2 separate regions of the Homo sapiens genome follow, and region 2 is linked to region 1. A link is a loop called in an ENCODE intact Hi-C map of the cell type or tissue named here. Cell type or tissue: sigmoid colon. All regions are shown on one strand. Each heading gives the region's core, and the rest is flanking DNA. Links, peaks and the distances in the headings are about the cores only.

Evidence for each region. Hi-C counts contacts between places; a loop is a spot of excess contacts. Peaks named below come from ENCODE experiments on the same cell type or tissue, not always from the same donor. Only the 100,000 strongest peaks of a DNase experiment are listed, where the experiment ranks them.
Region 2: it touches region 1 in a loop (2.4-fold over the local background); 2 of 110 quality-filtered maps call a loop at or near these places.

What each region holds. Positions count from the first base shown.
Region 1 is chr12:47,409,576-47,420,557 of GRCh38, forward strand. It overlaps LINC02156 (long intergenic non-protein coding RNA 2156), which reads left to right and starts at 5,433. Exons shown (of 2, transcript NR_149087.1): 1 at 5,433-5,657; 2 at 10,347-10,604. In sigmoid colon, for the core only: no CTCF peak of the experiment used is centred there; no DNase peak of the experiment used is centred there.
Region 2 is chr12:47,682,040-47,690,039 of GRCh38, forward strand. It overlaps RPAP3 (RNA polymerase II associated protein 3), which reads right to left. Exons shown (of 17, transcript NM_024604.3): 7 at 7,086-7,156; 8 at 5,837-5,962; 9 at 4,741-4,868. Among named protein-coding and RNA genes, the nearest start is that of RPAP3, 20 kb to the right of the region's middle. In sigmoid colon, for the core only: CTCF peaks have their summits at 4,803 (motif pointing left) and 5,018; no DNase peak of the experiment used is centred there.

The DNA of each region.
Region 1 (10,982 bases), core at 1,545-9,544:
AATGATTGATACATTCTCATTTTTTTCTGCCAAAATACCACCTCTTCAGAGAGTCTACAACCATACCATTCATTCTCTTTCCTTTATTTTGCTGTTCATCTTCTTTATAGCACTTACCATTACCTGGAAGTGTCTGATTTATTTACTTTTTTCTTTGTCTCCCTCTCCTGCTCATGCTTGCAGACTGTAAATCCACGAGCGCAGGAGGTCTGTTCCATTCACAGCTGTTTCCCCAGTGCCTAGAACAATGCCTGGCACATAGCAGGAGTTTGCTCATGAATGAATGAAAGCATATTCATGCACCACAGCCAAGAGACAATTCTGACAATCAGCAAATGGGACAGAGCTTCAAAAGACTGCCCTGCTAACACCAAAAATCTTCTACTTAATAAGCCCAGGAAGCAAAGACTGTGTGAGAATACAAAACACAAATAGCATACTTAGTCTTCAGACTCCAAGGGTTCCAAAATCGGTAATAATTTGGAAAGCAGCTACATAGGGCTTAGAAAGGGATGTTCGTAAACTGCCCTTCCATCCTTGAGACCATCAAAAGAAATGGTATTCTGGACACCCTCCTAACCATTGTTATGGATGTCAAAATAAACACAAAACAAAATATAAAGCCAGGGATTGCTTTTCTAACACAACTTATTTACCTATTTTTTTCTCTTCCCAGAAGAAAGATAAAATGAAACTATATAATTGAACATTCAAGGGAGTCTGTGGATTTGAGAAAAGCCATAGAATTCTAGAGATGAAAGAATTTTTTTTAAATAATATGTGTTTTAGGACCAGAACTCTTTGTTCAAACAAGGTCTTAGGCAGAACATAAGAGAAAACATAGGTAAAAAAAAGATGAAAGCAGAGGTGATCTGGTTAAAGTCAGGGAGCCCCCTCACCCTACCCAGACATTTCCCTGGGTTGCAGGCATAAGGAGCACAGAGTGAGACCTGCAGATGTGGCCTAACCCTGTTATTTCACAGCCCATGAGAAGGAAAATGCCAGCCCACATCACAAGAGCAAATAATGAAATTTCAAAGCTAACACTCAGAGCTGAGCCTGCACATCTTTTCAACTAAATCATAGCAACCTTTCAAAAGAACAGAATAATATACTTAAAGAGAGTTTGCTTGTCTGGGCTCACCAGGCTTCTTCTGAGTACAACTGCATCTTGTAAGAAATGTTTTATCTTCTGTTAGTGATGGCACTGTATTCTTTGTATTCTTTCCAGCATGGCTGGTCCTCTCAGCCAGGCTCATCCTGGACCATACACCCTCTCTGTGCTTTTCTTCTCTAACTACTCACATTTTTCCATGAAGTCTGGGGTTAATGTTAGGCTTCTTTTCTAAATCCGCCTTACTTAAAAAATTGCTATACAAAACCACTCCACGCCAAGTATCTTGCAGGATTCAAATGTTCCCTAAAAGCAGTGAAGAGAGACATGACCCAGAGACTTGTAAAGCTGTGACAAAAGCAGGCAGAGCTCAGCTGAATGCATTTCTTTCTGTATGTTTTGACACCTCACACCTGGCACAGGAGGGAGGCAGTGCAGGAATTAGGGAAAACAAGGTAAGAATTGATGTCACAAGCTCTACCAGCAATTATGGAAGTAGGTTACTCAACATGTTTACTCCTTCATTCATTCATTCAATGCATATTTCCGTGCTGACCAGGTACCATGCTAGGCTCTGAGGATACTAAAATAAGATTGTAACTCACAGCACTTACAGTCTGATAATAAACTAGCAATTACAGAATACAGTGATGCCACTGGAGGATGAGCAGAGAGGGCCATTGTGGTGGACTTTTACCTTGGTGATCCTCAAAACATCTTGCCTTCTATATTCACACTCTTGTATAGGCCCTGCCCACACTGACTTTGGCTAATGAGATAGTAGCAAGCGTGATGCATGCAGAGGATTGAAAAGTGCTCACACATGAAGGCTTTCCCATTATGCAAAGTCCAAGTTAGTTGTACTGAGAAAGTGACATGGAGACAAAGAAAGCAAGGCTGGCAGGGGAGGACGGGGGAGGTGTTCTAGCCTTCCAGCTGTCCTTGCCAAGGTTCCAGACGCATGAATGTAGCCATCTTGAATGCTGTGGCCCCATCCACCACCTAAGTGCAACAGCATGAGCAACCCCCAGCAGGAGAATCACCCAGCTGAGTCCCAACCAACCCAAGACTCAGGAACAAATAAAATAGTGGTTGTTTTAAGCTGCTAAGTTTTGGGGTGGGTTGTCACATAGCAATAAAAACACAGCCATATACATTTTTTAAAAAGACCTTTTATTGAAATTCATGCCAGGTGGGGGTTTTAGATTTTGATGGATTCATTTTTACAATGTGATCTCTTTTTAAAATTATTTTCCAAATGATTATTGATATAGCATAATCTTTAGTTTGTCATATGCATGCATATTTACTCATACAAGGAAGAAAAAATCAGTAGACTGTGGTCAAGAAAAGAAGGCAAAAACCAGAATTTGTAGGAGAAAGAAGACAGAAAAACTGAAAGTAGTCAGGGAGAATGAATTTTGTTTGCACATTTTTCTGGGTAAACTTATTGGTTCATGTCCAGCAAAGAAGTCAGTCTAGACAGTCTGCTGCTAGGAAGGCTAATGAGGGGTTATCAAAGGACAGAATTTAACTGCTTATGGATTCTCCTCAAAACCTTGAGAGCTTCTCAGGGGGCTTACATGCCAGGCTGTCTCTGGGCATTGGCTGACAGTGTCCTGTCATTAAGATCTTATCACAGCCAAGCTGGGATGCACCATTTTCCTCATCACAGTTTTACATGCTGATTTTAATGTATCTAGCCACTTTATTCTGACCTCTTAATTAATGTTTTAGGTTTTCTCATTGTAAAATAAGATAATCTGTAAACAATAATTTAGTCTTTTCCCTTTTGTTAATATTAATATGTAAACTGCTGACAAACCACAACTCATGTAGGATTAGAAACACAAACTAACAAGCACTCAGAGCACACATCCAGTTGGTGTGGCTGACCAAGGATCCTTTCTACTCAGAGGTATTTGATCAGTGTGGCTGAGGCAGCTCTAGTTTGGACCAGAGACCACTGGCAGATGGCTCATTTAGAGTTAATTCTCATTATAAAAATTTTTCTGAAATCATCTGAATCCATGGAAAGATCTATCTTCAAATCTAGACAGTAACAACTCTTGCCTACATATTCAGCAGATGGTTAATTCTTATGACAGTAGCACTCCACAATCACTAAGCTCTATGGGATGCTAAGTTTATTTCCTGTAAAATCAAAGTGAAACAAGCTCTATTTGGCTGAAAATGGTTGTAATAAGATCCAACAAAATAAGGTTGCCTTTGTTTCTTCTGGGGTTTCTTTTTAGAGCTAAATTGGAGAGCTCCATAAACTTTAAGATGTAATGAACTGACTCATTTATTTCACTCTGCTTTCCATCTCTGACAGGTGCATACACACACACGCACACATACACACTCCACCACCACCACCACCACTATTGCCATCCCACTGCCACACCAGCTTCCCTACACTATAGACCACACGGTCCTTGTATGGGAATTAGGTTTACACTATGTAAATGTTCCCAAGGATCTACTATGAAGCTCTGGCAATGCTCTATTTAGCCTAGGAAATTTGCTGCGATGCCAGACTAAGAGATGGAGTTTTCTGTGGAAGATAAAAGCTGCTTCCTTTATTTGAAGAAAATTAAAGTTTATTCCACAGATCAGTGGTTAACTCTCCAGGGCAAGCCCTTTTCTTCCTCCAAACTTCAACACATATTTCTACAAGTCAGGGAAATATGAATCTTCTTCCTTGGACCAGCTAAATGGATATCCTGTGGCAAGTTATTTGGAAACAATAAAACAGGCAATCACCTGCTTAAGTGGCACAATCAGAAAGGCCAAGAGAGACTTCCGACCTTTCCCGAACACCTTAATAATTGAAACTTACATTGATACCATTCTGTTTGCAAAAAGACAGAAATTCCCTATTTTCAAGGTTCTTATGTGGTTCTGAACCATTCCTTTGAGGAACTGGTGTCAACTACTGTCACATTATATTAAAGACCTGACAAAAAAGAGACATGGGATTGATGTTTTTAACTGAGCAGAAGTTGAAAGCTACTGGGGCAGTACCTAGGGGACTTTAGGCACTGAGGGGCTAAAAATTAGATATATTGTGGTGCAGAGAGATGAAGGAAGGAAGGGAATCAAAGAAAGAAGAAGCAATGACAACCAAAGGCAAATTTTGCCTTTTTCTAGCTCCTAATCTTTATTGTAGCAGTTATCTCTTATTAAGCACTATGTACCAGGTGTGCAAAGGTCTTTGCATGTGTTTGCTCATTACACCTTTACATTTCTGTTTACAAGGAGCAGAGGGGTTTAGGGCCCTGGCTCCAGAGGTTTCTCCCTAGTAGGGGATGAGATCATCCCATGCCATGTGAGCTTGTCAGGAACTTGGCATAGACCCTGAGGTTCTACTCAGGGCCTGAGGTTCTCAAGAATGAACATTCCTGGACATTCAGTAAAGAGTTGTTAATATCCCTGCCTGGATCCCTTTCTTTCTATTTTGAGAACATTAAGAGAGGGAAGGCTACTGACACTTGGAATGAATAGTCATGGGAAAGAAAACAGTCTTCAGGAACAATTTCAGGAAGGTGTGAGAAGATGAAGTGAGGACCAGAGAATGTGTTCCTGGGTGGTGGTGACCAAAAACCACCAGGATGGACTTGAGGGTCCCTAGAAATCAACTGGGGAGGGAAATCCTAGGAGAAAGATTGGTCTTCTTGTCAACCTAGAGGGTTTTTTTTTTCCACTTACTATGGTTTCAACACTAAAATAAATATGAACTTATTCCACACCTCAAACTGGTGATTTGAAATATATTTATTGGAAATATTAAAAATCTATATTTTTACTTTAGGGCAGATAATTGTGTTTTACCTCAATGTTCTAGTTTGTATTTAGCTTAAAGGACATCCTTGAAATATCTGTTTTTTATAAGAGCTTCAGAGTTAAAAGGGGAAAGGAAGATTGTTTAGGTTGAGAGGGTTCTGTTTGGGTTTGCTTTGCTGTTGTCGGGGGCGCTGGGGTGATTAGCATCATGCAGGGCATGTGATTCTGACACCCTCTTCTGTGGTGGGGGTGAGAAGGCACCGGTGCCACTAGTCCCTGACCTGTCCCTCAGACAAGTTACAAATGAAGACTGAGGGGGTGGAGTAGCTATGGAAACCAGGAGGGAAGGATTTTTTTTTTTAATGCAAATGAATTAGAACAAAATGACTGGCATCCCTTTTTCTTTTTCCATCTGTGACAAAAGTTCTGTGTCCTGGTTTCTACCTTCACTTGGAGTAAATTATGGGGGAAAGAACATCATGAAGACCTGCTATTGTCAGAGTGTCATTTCCTCTTTCTATCTTTCTGTGGATTAATTTTAAATCCATTTGATAGAATTAATCATATAAGCCAGTCTCATTTCCCTGCAAATGTCTGCCTTCGTGCAGGTGATTCTGTAGAAAGGAGTTTCTCCAATAAAGCAGAGCTTCTCTTTCAACTCCATGGACATCAGAGAGAGTCCCTTTCAAAAAAGGAGGCTCAGGTCTGGAGAGACAAAGGCCTCTACTTTCGAAAAGGCCTCTTGGATCAAGCCCAGGTATGAGTCGTCAGTACCACGTTTGTCTCTGTGTCACAGCATTTGAGATTTTCATGAGGCTACCTGACCTCAATCTGTTTCCTTTTATATATTAACTCTTTAGGTCCCAATGGGACATACCCATTTTATGAGTTACTGACATTTATAACTTACCTCATTTTAGCATAAACTTTCTGCCTTTTGTTCTTTTGTGGACAACATATTAGCTCTTGGATTCTGAGTTTTTAAATGGTATAATTTTTGTTTGGCTCCAGGCAACAGTAGTTCTACTTTGTGTCTGAGCCTCCCGTCATCATCTGTCACTCTGTGCCCACTTGTTCTATTAAAGTATCATCAGGAAGGCACACAATTGATCCAGGGTAAAAAATTCTGCTCCAACAGTGAATGAATCATTCAATGTTGTGTGTCCACTGGGAGAAAAAAAAACTCCACGCAGCATATTCATTTTCACAATTTTTATGTACTACCATGAAGTACATAAAAATTACTGTAGGAATTTTATTTTATTTTATTTATTTTTTTTGAGATGGAGTCTCGCTCTTTAGCCCAGGCCGGACTGCAGTGGCGCTATCTCGGCTCACTGCAAGCTCCGCCTCCCGGGTTCACGCCATTCTCCTGCCTCAGCCTCCTGAGTAGCTGGAACTACAGGCACCCGCCACCGCGCCTGGCTAATTTTTTTTGTATTTTTAGTAGAGACGGGGTTTCACCGTCTTAGCCAAGATGGTCTCGATCTCCTGACCTCGTGATCCGCCCGCCTCGGCCTCCCAAAGTGCTGGGATTACAGGCGTGAGCCACCGAGCCCGGCCTATTGTAGGAATTATTACACTCACTTTGTTTCACTCTGCTCTACCTTCTAAATCTGAACATGTCCTGTTCTATTGATACTTTCTCCTGTCAATAGTCATGCTAGTGATGGAAGAACCTTGGCCAATATGATTAGAGTCTGAAAGATTCTCCTGGGTGATGTAAAACGAGCTCATAGGCAGAGGGGAGAACTTCCTTCTGTAACACACAGGCTGGCTTCTGACTCACCTACAAAAAAAGAAAAAAAGAGAGCTACTTGGTTCCACTGTCTCTTTGGATCTCATGAGTTGAAAGCTGAGGCTGTACTCCCCAACAAACATGAGTATTTCAGTTCTAAGTAGGTGACTGGAGAAAGATGAAATCCACTCAATTTGAAGAACATTTAAAAAATATGTTTTCATGCTTTGGAAAAGTTTCAGTGTGTCAGGTAAAATACTTGAAACTAAAAATTGTTGTAGATTTTGTACTATCGTTGGCCTGGAAGAGCAGTTCACATTTAATTAACGTTCTAAGGTAACACTGTGGCATAGTTATAGGACTGCAAGTAACAATTCACAAAATGAATTAATCATTGGATCCTGCTATGTTCTGAATGTTTGTGCTCCACAAAACTCATGTGTTGAAATCCGATGCCCCAAGGTGATGGTATTAGGAGGCGGGGCCTTTTAGAGGCAACCAGATCATGAGGGCAGAGCTAATGGCACTAATGGGATGAGTGTCCTTATAAAAGAGACCCCAGGCTGGGCACGGTGGCTCATGCCTGTAATCCCAGCACTTTGGGAGGCCAAGGCAGGTGGATCACGAGGTCAGGAGTTCGAGACCAGGGTGGCCAACATAGTGAAACCCTGTCTCTACTAAAAATACAAAAAATTAGCCGGACGTGGTGGTGTGCACTTGTAATCCCAGCTACTGGGGAAGCTGAGGCAGGAGAATTGCTTGAACCTGGGCGGCGGAGGTTGCAGTGAGCCAAGATCATGCCATTGCACTCCCGCCAGGTCGACAGTGCGAGACTCCGTCTCAAAAAAAAATTAATAAATAAAAATAAAAAAATAAAAAGAGACCCCAGAGAGACCCTCGCCCCCTCTACCACGGGAGGACACAGCAAGAAGATGCCATCTATACGCCAGAAAGTGGTCTCTCTCCAGACAGCAAATCTGTCTTGATCTTAGACTTGCCAGCCTTCAGAAATGTGAGAAAGAAATCTCTGTTGTTTATGAGCCACCCACTCAGTTTATAGATTTTGTTATGCAGTGTGAACAGGTTAAGACAGATCCCTCAATCTTTTATTCAAGAGCAACAGGGACAGTGGCCATGACTACAGATGGGAGTCAAATATATCTGGGCTTTATGCAAGCTTAAACATGCACTAGATAATTGACACTGGACGAGTTACCCCACTGTTCTTGTTCTCAACTTTATAATCCTGGGAACGAAGATGGTAATAATATCTATTTCGCTGGGGTATCATATACAATAGTGCCCGGTACACTGGGGTGTTACATAAATCAGTGCTCAACAGTGGCTGTTATTTTGCTCTAGGATATTACTGAAGCATATAAAGCCTTATCTTTCCGACAGACTCCAGGCAGTCAAATGCCCTCTGCAATGTTTCCTCAAATTCCTAGAGGATGTAATTTTCATGCCCCTGGTTTAGACAGAGGCTATCTTTCTTACACTCCTTAGAAGATAATATATTTCAAAATAAAGAAAGGTCTGAAAGATCTCATTGCTACTAAATACAGAATACTGCATTATCCATAATATTGAACTTAAATTTGCCTTTGTGCTTTTAAAATCTACTTTTAAAATTCTTATACTATATCCAATTGTTGACATTTCCAGGTCTCTATTTTGTGGAGTTAGGACAGCATTAAATACAAAATGAAGAAAATGAAGGACAGATCTCTAGTGCATATACCAGCTTTACAGTTTTCTAAATGCAGTGCCACAAAATGTGCCACTGATGTCACAAGAGCTTGTAAGCCAGCTGGGGACCCAGACACATCAGAGGTGACATCTCAAGGCAGGGGGAGGGTACCAGAGGCAGCCATGGCAGAGCATGGGAAGAATCCCTTGGGGAGCCATGTCCAGTCTTGCAGATGCTAATTAATCTTGTCATCATGTTGTGCCATTCCTCCTCCTTGGTAGCTCTGTCGGAGCATTCTGAACAATCACAGTAAGAGAAATGCAATGACAGCCATGCTTCATCTCCAGCTGTTTCCTGAGAAGATGACAGGTATTCATGAAGCATTCCTCACAGTCCTGATGAGACTGAGGAGCAGAGTCCACTCCTCAAAAGATCCTGGAGTGTTGACATGTTCTGATGGTGTCAGTGATCTGCCAGGATTTGGGTATTTTATCCAGTGATGGATTAGAGGGCATGAAGCTGTGGGTTTTGGAGCTGGACTCACCATTTTTAGGGCTCAAGGGTGTTATACTCTAAGACTAAAACTCACTGAGGGTAAGCACCTCCCTCCATGTTTTAAATTTCTTCCTACACCTGCATAAGACCAGTCTCTGTGTCCTGCATATAGTAGGTGCTCATTATATTTACTATTGATTATATTTACCAAAATATCTTATGGATTCCTAATTATTTAATTTCATGGAGTCTTTACATTATCCATGGAACCACGTCCCTCTTGAATCTCATCTTATCCATCAGGACCTCTCTGACTGTCCCAGTTCATAGTAAGCTTCTCTTCCTCTGAATGTACCATCCTTCTGACACTAAAGAGAACATGCCCACAATGCTGGGCGTGGTGGCTCATGCCTGTAATCCCAGCACTTTGGGAGGCCGAGGCGGGCGGATCACGAGGTCAGGAGATTGAGACCATCCTAGCTAACACGGTGAAACCCCGTCTCTACTAAAAATACAAAAATTAGCCGGGCATGTTGGCGGGCGCCTGTAGTCCCAGCTACTTGGGAGGCTGAGGCAGGAGAATGGCGTGAACCCAGGAAGCGGAGCTGGCAGTGAGCTGAGATCGCGCCACTGCACTCCAGCCTGGGTGACAGAGTGAGACTCCATCTCAAAAAAAAAAAAAAAAGCATGCCCACAACTTGCAAAGTACCTCTCTTACAACGGAGTAAGTGTGCCACATGATTACATGGGGTTGTATTGGTTTATTTCCTTCATTTTCTGTTTTCAAACTGTGCTCTTTAGGGATCTGAGAGAAGGAAAACAGGCTTAGTGCCAACTCACACGACTCTTAAAGGCAGCTCTCTTTACACAGAGATGTTGCCAAAGTTTTAAGTTTATTGCATAAAAGGACCCAAGGCGCTTTGTCGGCCTCAATTTCTGCCTGAGGAATGGTAGTGGGTAGGGGTGTTCATGTTTATGTTTCCCTGGTCTTCCAGTTACCCCATTACAAGTCAGCTGTCCCCTGTCATTTGAGATACTGACTTACAGTGATGTCACAGTCAAGGACACAACAAGTAGCTAGGATGGACCTAAGGGTCTCTGGTATGCCTACAATGCCAGGCATTCGTGAGGTTTGTTTTGGGGTCAACATCTAGCTCAAGATTCATATGTATATTTTAATGAGGACTTTGCTTCCTTTTTTTCACACCTTTCTCCCTTCACTAAGCTGGGTGCTGGATGTTAGTAATACTAAGAGACATGAGACATTATCTCCCCCTTCAGATCATGACTCAGTGGAAGATTTAGATACATAAACAGAAAGTGACACATTGGAGTATGCACTATGAACTATGAGAGCACAAATGAGAAACATGTTTTGTAAGAAATGCATAGAGGGAGAACTACATGGATATGAGATATTTAAGCTGGACCCTCAAAGATGACAAACACATCACTAAGTCTTGATGATCTTAGCTCCTAAATACGTCTCTAATCTCTCTGCTTTTTTCCATCTCTGCTGCTAGACCCTCATCAGAGCTGACAACATGTCCAGCCTGCACTACTGCAAGAACTTCTTTGTCTATGGTAGTGTGGTCAACTGAAGAAGCCGGCTTAGTTGCTCCAGTCAGGTGCTCACACTAAGAAAGGATGGGTGAAGGTTATAAAGTGGCTGTGAATGAGAACTCGGTCTGGGCTCTACCAAGCAGAGAAGCCATGCAGAGATGAGAAAGGTGAAAGCCATGAAACCATGTTAAGCAGAAAAATAAAAATTCAAAACAGAATGGGTGTAGCATTATATAGTGTTCTGTGGAGTACCATGATCCTTCTTCATGAAACAACTTCAAGGCAGACATCTGGTGGTTTTTTCCATTGCCCCCAAGGCAGAGAGTAACAGAAAGGATGGAGATGTGCAAAGAAGAAGTAAAAAGATGGAATCAGAAGTAGAAGAGAAGAGAACAAAAAGAGGAAACAGGGAATAGAAGAGGTCTTCCCACCCCACCACCATCAGCCCTGTCAAAAGTAACCTCACAGGCATTTACCTCAACTGGGACTCCCTTAGAAATGGTAGAAAATTTAGTTCTCTATGTTATACAAAAACAGTCTTCTGCATTGGCCTTTCATAGTGCCTAAAAACACTTTTTTGCTTATTGAAAAAAAGT
Region 2 (8,000 bases), core at 1-8,000, 270 kb after region 1:
AGTCTGCTGGAGCGATGAAATAATAATGCAAAAATATGACTAGGGCAGACAAAAGAATGCCACTGCTTCTCTGCCTACCTCTTCTCCAAGTCTCAATATGCACAGGTATTACATTAGAATTTTGACTGGCATTAGTTTTCTAATAAAACTTTATTAACATTTACCCACAGTAAACCTCCCATACTCATAGAAAAACAAAAAAATGAGAACTTGGTACGAATGTGATAGCATATCATCTAATACTTTGCATAAATTCTACTCAGCCATGCAACCAGCAATCAATTCAGACTTACAGACTTACTCATTACTGCTCTACAACAACAAGGTGCTTAAGAAGAGCTCAACCCCCTCCACCAAAAAAACCCAATAACAAAAAAACTTCAGACATTCCCATATATTAATAGGACATTAATGAATTATTGTTAATTTCTTAGGAGTGCTAATGGTTGTGGTTATGTATAAAATATCCTTTCTTTAGCAATAAACGTCATAATGTTTATGATTTGCTTTACAATAATTCGGGGGGAAAATGCTGAAACAAATATGACCAAAAAAAGTATGGCTTGTTAGAACTAGATGATGGACACATGGAGTTTATTATACTACTTTTGTATAAGTTTGAAAAGTTTCATAAGAATATTAAAAAAAAAAAAAACACTCCTGTAATTGCATTCTCCCCAAGGCCTAAATGGATGTCATCTTGCCCTCAAAACAAAATCTCATATGAAAAAAATCAGAATTTCGAATGAACTTAAACATCTCTGATTTATTTAACTCACTTTCCAGCAAGAGATAAAGAATATATCTGTGTTCATGCCCTTATCAATGTTATTTTCTACTTGCCTGATTATATCATTCAAGATACCTGCATGGCCCCCATACTTTTCAAGATAAAGTCCAATTCCTTTGGAGCGCAAAGTCAGGGGCCTGCCTGAGTATCTGGCCTTCTCTCTGCCACTGTCCCCTGCAATAACAGCCATAATACGAACCACTCACCCTTTCCAGGTTGAGGTACCATCAACCTGCCTACTCCCACGTCTTTGAACCTGCACTAGAACACTTGACCTGTTTCCTGTTTTTTCACCTCACTAACTCATACTACTCCTAAACAATTTCAAGATGCTTTCCAGGAATTCCCCTGCCTGGACTCAGTCTATGCCAGTATTCTTCCCACTCTGAACTCCTATAGCACGTGTCCTTCATAGCGCTATCTTAGCGTATTTTCACAAATATTGGTCTCCTTTTCTGTCACTCCCTGCAAATTTCGGGTTTCTTAAAAACAACTATACATTTAATATTTGTATACTTAATACCTTCCACAGTGCCTCACAGAACACCTGATACATTTTAGCACAATAAATATTTGCTGAATAAGTAAATCAAAAAATTTCCAACACCCAAATTCAAAGAAAATTTAGAATATAAATGTTTAGGAAATCATTTTAATTGTATATTTAATTGCATATTTAATTGCATGTTCTACTGTACAGCTGAAGAAAACCCAACAATTTTTCTAAAAGTCTGAAGTTGCCACAGAGGTAGACGATTATTCTTTGAAAATAGACTCACCTAAGTCCTTTAAAATTATTACACGTCTCCTGTGCACTCCATTTGTAAAGTGAATTTAGAAAAATCCAATCAACAAACATCTTTTAGGTGGTTGGAGAAAAAGACAAACTAATCAAAAATAGAATAAAAATGGTGAGTGCGAAAAACTATCATCTCTGCCTAGCTCCTTAGCCCTGATTCCTTCTGATTTTCAGTCAGGTCCACTTGCCCTAGGTCTACTCTGGCTCTAGTGTAAATGCCGCCCCTAATCACCATTAAGTGAACCACCCTCTACTAAATCAAGTCTTAGTCTGGTTCCAGTTCCAGCAACCAAGATTCTACCTTATTTTTGTGACCAACTCTCAACCCTGTTTCCCAAATCTAATATCTAATACTACTGGGTTATTTTCTTCTTATCCTATCTCTAAATCTATGCTTTACTCCCTCTAAGAATAGGACTCAGATTTGTTCTTGGTCAGTCCTCTTCAAGGACTACAATGTTGGCCCAAACTTCTGTCCTTATTTCTGATTATCTTCTTATTTCTTCAGCCTTTCTGAAGCTAACCATCTACCAGCCTACATTCCACAATTTGCCAGCTCACAGGCACTCCATTATTGTAACTCAAGGATGTCTTGCTCATCTCCCAATGCAAACTACTAATTTAGACTATCACCTCCAGAAAGCACATTCTCTAGGAATCCCGGTTGGCCTAACTAGGTGAATTTCTTCTTACTCCCTACTGCTACCCCGCACACTGGTAGGTAAGACTGACTATACTGCTGGTTCTAATTAGCTCTAATTTGACACAGTTTATAGAACCTCAAGCTATAGGATGGTTACCTAAACTAGGAGTAGTCTAAGCTTGAAATGTTGCTTTTTTATGTTCCTCACATAGTCCGTAATACATAACAACAGTCTCCATGTACAGAAAAAAATTCTGATATTAACTGTGAATCTAAAAGATACACTAGGAAAAGATACAAGTAAGAGTCATAAGTTCTTTTAATTTAAAATATACTCTGCTAACTTGGTATAATATATTCCACTAATACGATTATAAACTAAAGAAATAAAACTGATACAATAAATTAGATATCTTATAAATGCATATATAATCTCTCACCTGTAAGAAGGCATTACTCTTAGCATTAGTCAAACCAACGAACTCAGGCTTTACAATTTTTAAACCAATGCACAATTCTTCGATAGCAAAAATCAAAATTTTCATAAGTGAGCAAGAGATGCAATGATCTTCACTCTGACTAGTCAACAAAAGAATCTATCTCCAGTGATATCTATTACTTTAAATGAGGTTAAATATATAATCAGAATTTATTTCTATGACAGGAGCTCCTAACCTGAGATTGTCTGAGGGATGTGGAAACTTGTTTAGGAAAAAAACTGTATCACTGTTTTCACTAAACTTCAAATAAAATTTAGCTATCTTTCAAATACAAATGCAGACAATAGTATCTATCACTTTGTCACCAATAAAAATCAGATATTTTGGCCGGGCGCGGTGGCTCCTGCCTGTAATCCCAGCACTCTGGGAGGCCGAGACGGGCAGATCACCTGAGGTCAGGAGTTTGAGACCAGCCTGGCCAACATGGCAAAACCCCATCTCTACTAAAAATACAAAAATTAGCTAGGTGTCATGGCGCATGCCTGTAGACCCAGCAACTTGGGAGGTTGAGGCAGGAGAATTGCTTGAACCTGGGAGGTGGAGGTTGCAGTGAGCCAAAATTACACCACTGCACTCCAGCCTGGGTGACAGAGGGGGACTCTGTCTCAAAAAAAAAAAAAAAATCAGATATTTCCATATCACATTATAACGGTTACTGGTATCTCAAAATATTGCTTATGCTCACCACTATTCAGAATTACAGTAAAAATTTAACCTGTTGCTTATTTGCATGTGATTGCAGTGTCTGGTTTATAGATACTCTTGTGACAAGGCTGGCAACTGTTGGGCAACTCTGCCCTAGTAGTTATTCAGAAGACAAAGAGCTAAGGCATGTGTTATCACATTGGAAATCTAATCATCTACGTTGCTTCAGGTATTCCCTATCCACACTTGCTTGTTGATCAGTACGTGGAAGATGTGTCGAGGATCATCCCAAAATTTGGTGTCCTTACTGAAACCTTACAATCATGTCTTTAAAATTTTTTTAACATTAACTTGTCTGTATTTTAAATGTAGTTTCAAATACAGTACAATCACATGCAAATAAGCAGCAGGTTAAATTTGTACTGTAATTCTGAATATTGGTGAGCATAAAATACAGCACTTGCCTGTATTTTAAATGTAATTTCTCATTTTGAGGTGTGTTAATAAAAAATCAAATATACTACTATATCACAATTTTTAATATTTTCAAAACTATATTTTGATATAATTGGTTTCCTTTGTAATCCTAGTTGTACAGTTAAGCATTTAAAAATATCCTGAGAAGCGTTCAACATACAGCTAAAGGGGAATTCATGGCACTGAAGAAGTTTCGAATTCCTATTTATACTATTTACAGGCTTTTTAAAATTCTGGCATTAGTCTGTAAAGTATAACAAGAGAAACAAAGTCTAAGTCTAAGTTTCTGCCATCGGATATAATTCTACTGATTGTCCAACTTGGGCACAACCAGAAAAAGCTGGTTAATATAGGATCAAATGTTTGTTACATATGTTATTAATCAGCAGTTTCAATGACAGCAGTTCTCTTTTGTTATACATGTATGTATATAAAACATTTCCAGATAAGACTTTGCCCAAGGGGCTCTGAAGTGAAAAATAATTTTTAATCAAGATCCAGAATACTATACATAAAGCGACTAGAGAAAAACTGGTAAACTGTGTAATGCCAGACTTAAAAGCGGGAAAATATTAACAAGAACATCTACTGAATACACACCTTGTGCCTGGAACTATGTATACCACAGGTACATAAACACACACATACACATACACACACACACACACACACACACACACACACTACTTTTCCCCTCTCATTTCACTTTAATTTAAATGCTCAAAAATACATAAATTAAATTTTAACTTACTTAAATTTACCATAAATTGGCATGTGAGCTAACCTAACACGCCATAATTGGCATGTTAGGTAACTTATGGTAAAAATTTACCAATTTATTGTAAATTTTTATCCTGAACAGCACTAAAATGTAACCAATACTTACTTCTGAATCTTCAGATAGGCCATAGCTCTGTTAGCTGGAAGAAGGGCATTAGCACCATCTGCTGCTATCCCTCGAGTATAGCATTCAATTGCTCTTTCATATTTCCCCTCTTTGAAAAATCCATTCCCCTGTTATTTTGTAGAGAGATATGGAGAATAAAAAAAAAATTTCAAAAAAAATAAATGAATTCAAATCTTATGAAACACTGCAAGGATATTCACCAACAGTATTTCAAGAAAGAATATTGTTAAAAATCTGGCCCATGAGACACGTTTTAAAATCTGTTGGTTTGGGTTGTTTCTTTTTTAATGGCATTATTCTCTTTTCAGTACTAAAAAGGAAAAACATGTATACTACATTACTTTGCAGCATTCACTATTATTCCATTAATTACATATTACGCAAAGCTTAAATTTAAAAACCTATTTTAACAAAGGTCCAAATAATATACTGTCTTAAGTTACATTAGAAGCTGTACAAAAGGACTTCATAACTCAAATAAATTTTGTGAAAGAATACAGTACCAGAATTATAAAGCCCACTCTTCAATAACTTTAATATGCCCAAATATAAGATAAATTCAGCTGTATTGGAATTTGTATACCTGATTTCACTATAACATTTACTTATAATCAGTCAAATATCACAATCAATAATCATTTCATAAATATTTATTAGGAATCCTCTGTGGGTCCAGGAAAGGCAATAAATAAACTAAACCTCAACTCATGATTAGTAGAGGAATTTCAATCAGAAACAGTCCAGTGTGAATTAATGAAAAAAGTACATTATAAGAATGGATTGTAATTAACTTCTATGTTAAATTTATAACTATGTATATGTAAATATATAAAACATTCAAAAGTAGTTTCCTAAACTTAAGTGTTTCTATAGTTATTTTTTTAATTTATATATAAAGTCATCAATTACCCAAATTTTGAATTAGTAGGTCCCAGAGGCTTTAGTGCATTTAATTCCCAATTCCTACTCAAGCAAAACTTTAATATTAGAGAAGAAAGAAATTAACTGATATACAAGAAATAAATCAACACTCAGCAAAACATATACATTGTACGTTGGAATAGCTTTGGATTACCCGATCTTTCTCTGAAATGGCCTGCTGCTTATTCTGTTGTGCTTCAATTTGCTTTCGCTCTCCTTCTGTTGACTTAATCACTATGTCAGCTTCCTTTGGATATGAGTTTTCTTTGGATGCTAAAGCCTAGGAGACATAGCAGTCAGCTAAAATAAAACAAAGTAATGCAAGATGCATATATATTTGACCTTAAAACATAAATACCTCAAATATATTAGAATTTCTGCCACATTTTAAATAATCAAAATAACATTTTCTGCTCTAATTCAAAATCTTTCTACTTATTAAAGTAAAAAGTAAAATAAGCATATAATAAATTTAATGTGCTTCTCATTTCAATTAAAATTAGTATCAAACGCCACATACTGCATGTTTTGACTTATAAGTGGGAGGTAAACATTGGGTACACATGGACATAAACAGAAACAACAGACACTATAGACTACCTGTTGGGGAGAGAAACATTGGGGTGGGGAGGGGAGGGGATGAAAAACTACCTATTGGGTACTATGCTCACTATCTAGGTGGCGGAATCATTCATACCCCAAACCTCAGTATCATACAATATGCCCATGTAAAAAGCCTGCACATGTACCCTTTGAATCTAAAATACAAGTTGAATTATTTTAAATAAATAAATAAGTAGCATCCATTAAAAGTAGTTGCTCATTTATTCAACAAATATTTATTGAATTTCTATACGGGCCAGACACTGTTTTAGGAGCTGTTTTCAGACATAACAGTTCATTACAACTACATCACCAAACTTCTCAAATTCAATATTCACAGTCATTATTTGACCTAAGGCAAAATTTTAAACATATGTAATACAGTTCACAACTATAATCAAGTTAACATATTTACCAGATCTTATGTGCAATAGTAGTGGTAATATTTAAAAGCACACTTTCCCCAATCACTGTCACTTTTCTCTCAATGTTTCAGTCAGTGCATAAGCCAAAAAGGAAGAAAATCAGTGGGATAAAAAAATAATAATTCTGTCATCTGAGAAAGAGTAAAGCAGCAGTAGTTCTTAAAGATCTCAGGCAACTTCTAGAACAATCAAGGGTCTTTAAATACCATTACACTCCCTCTAGCATGCAAATTCATTTAGTAAAACTCTATAGTACAAAGAATTAAAATTAGAAAATCTCAATATTAAGAAATCTATAGTACAAAATCTATGCAAAAAGCTTTACTTCTTCAAATAAAGGTCATAATACACTTAATTTAAATAACTATAGTTTACCTGACTGATTTTCCTGAGTTCATTTGTTGCTTCAAAGTTATTTGGTTCTAGTTCTAATACTCTTTCATAATCTAAGTAAAAGAGAAGATAAAAAAAATTTTTAAAGATAGGTAATATTTTAAAACATGTACAAAACAATCTTTTGTTGCCTGTGACAATCAGGCAACTGTCCTACAGCAAAATAAAGGAGAAACAAAGAAATACTATCATTAGGCCACTGAACTTTCTTTTTTTGAGACAGATTCTCACTCTGTTGCCCAGGCTGAGTGCAGTGGCGCAATCTTGGCTCACTGCAACCTCCAGTTCCCAGGTTCCAGTGATTCTGTACCTCAGCCTCCTGAGTAGCTGGGACTACAAGCACACGCCAACAAGTTCAGCTAATTTTTGTATTTTTAGTAGAGACAGGTTTTCTCCTCATTGGGCAGGTTAGTCTCAAACTCCTGGCCTCAAGTAGTCTTCCCACCTTGGCCTCCCAGAGTGCTAGGACTACAGGCGTAAGCCACTGTGCAGAGCCAAGCCACTGAACTTTCTTCTTCTCCCCCCAGGGCAGACAAAATCCTATGACAAACCATCTTCCACCAGCCCCAGGAAGGATACCTGCTATCATAAGTTGTATATCATAAAACCAAGAAGCAGGCCGGGCGCAGTGGCTCACTCCTGTAATCCCAGCACTTTGGGAGGCCGAGGTGGGCAGATCACCTGAAGTCAGGAGTCAAGACCAGCCTGGCCAACATGGCAAAACCCTGTCTCTACTAAAATTACAAAAATTAGCCAGGCATGGTGGTGGGCACCTGTAATCCCGGATACTTGGGAGGCTGAGGCAGAGAAAATCATTTGAACCCGGGAGGCGGAGGTTGCTGTGAGCAGAGATCACACCATTGCACTCCAGCCTGGGTGAAAAAGCAAGACTCTGTC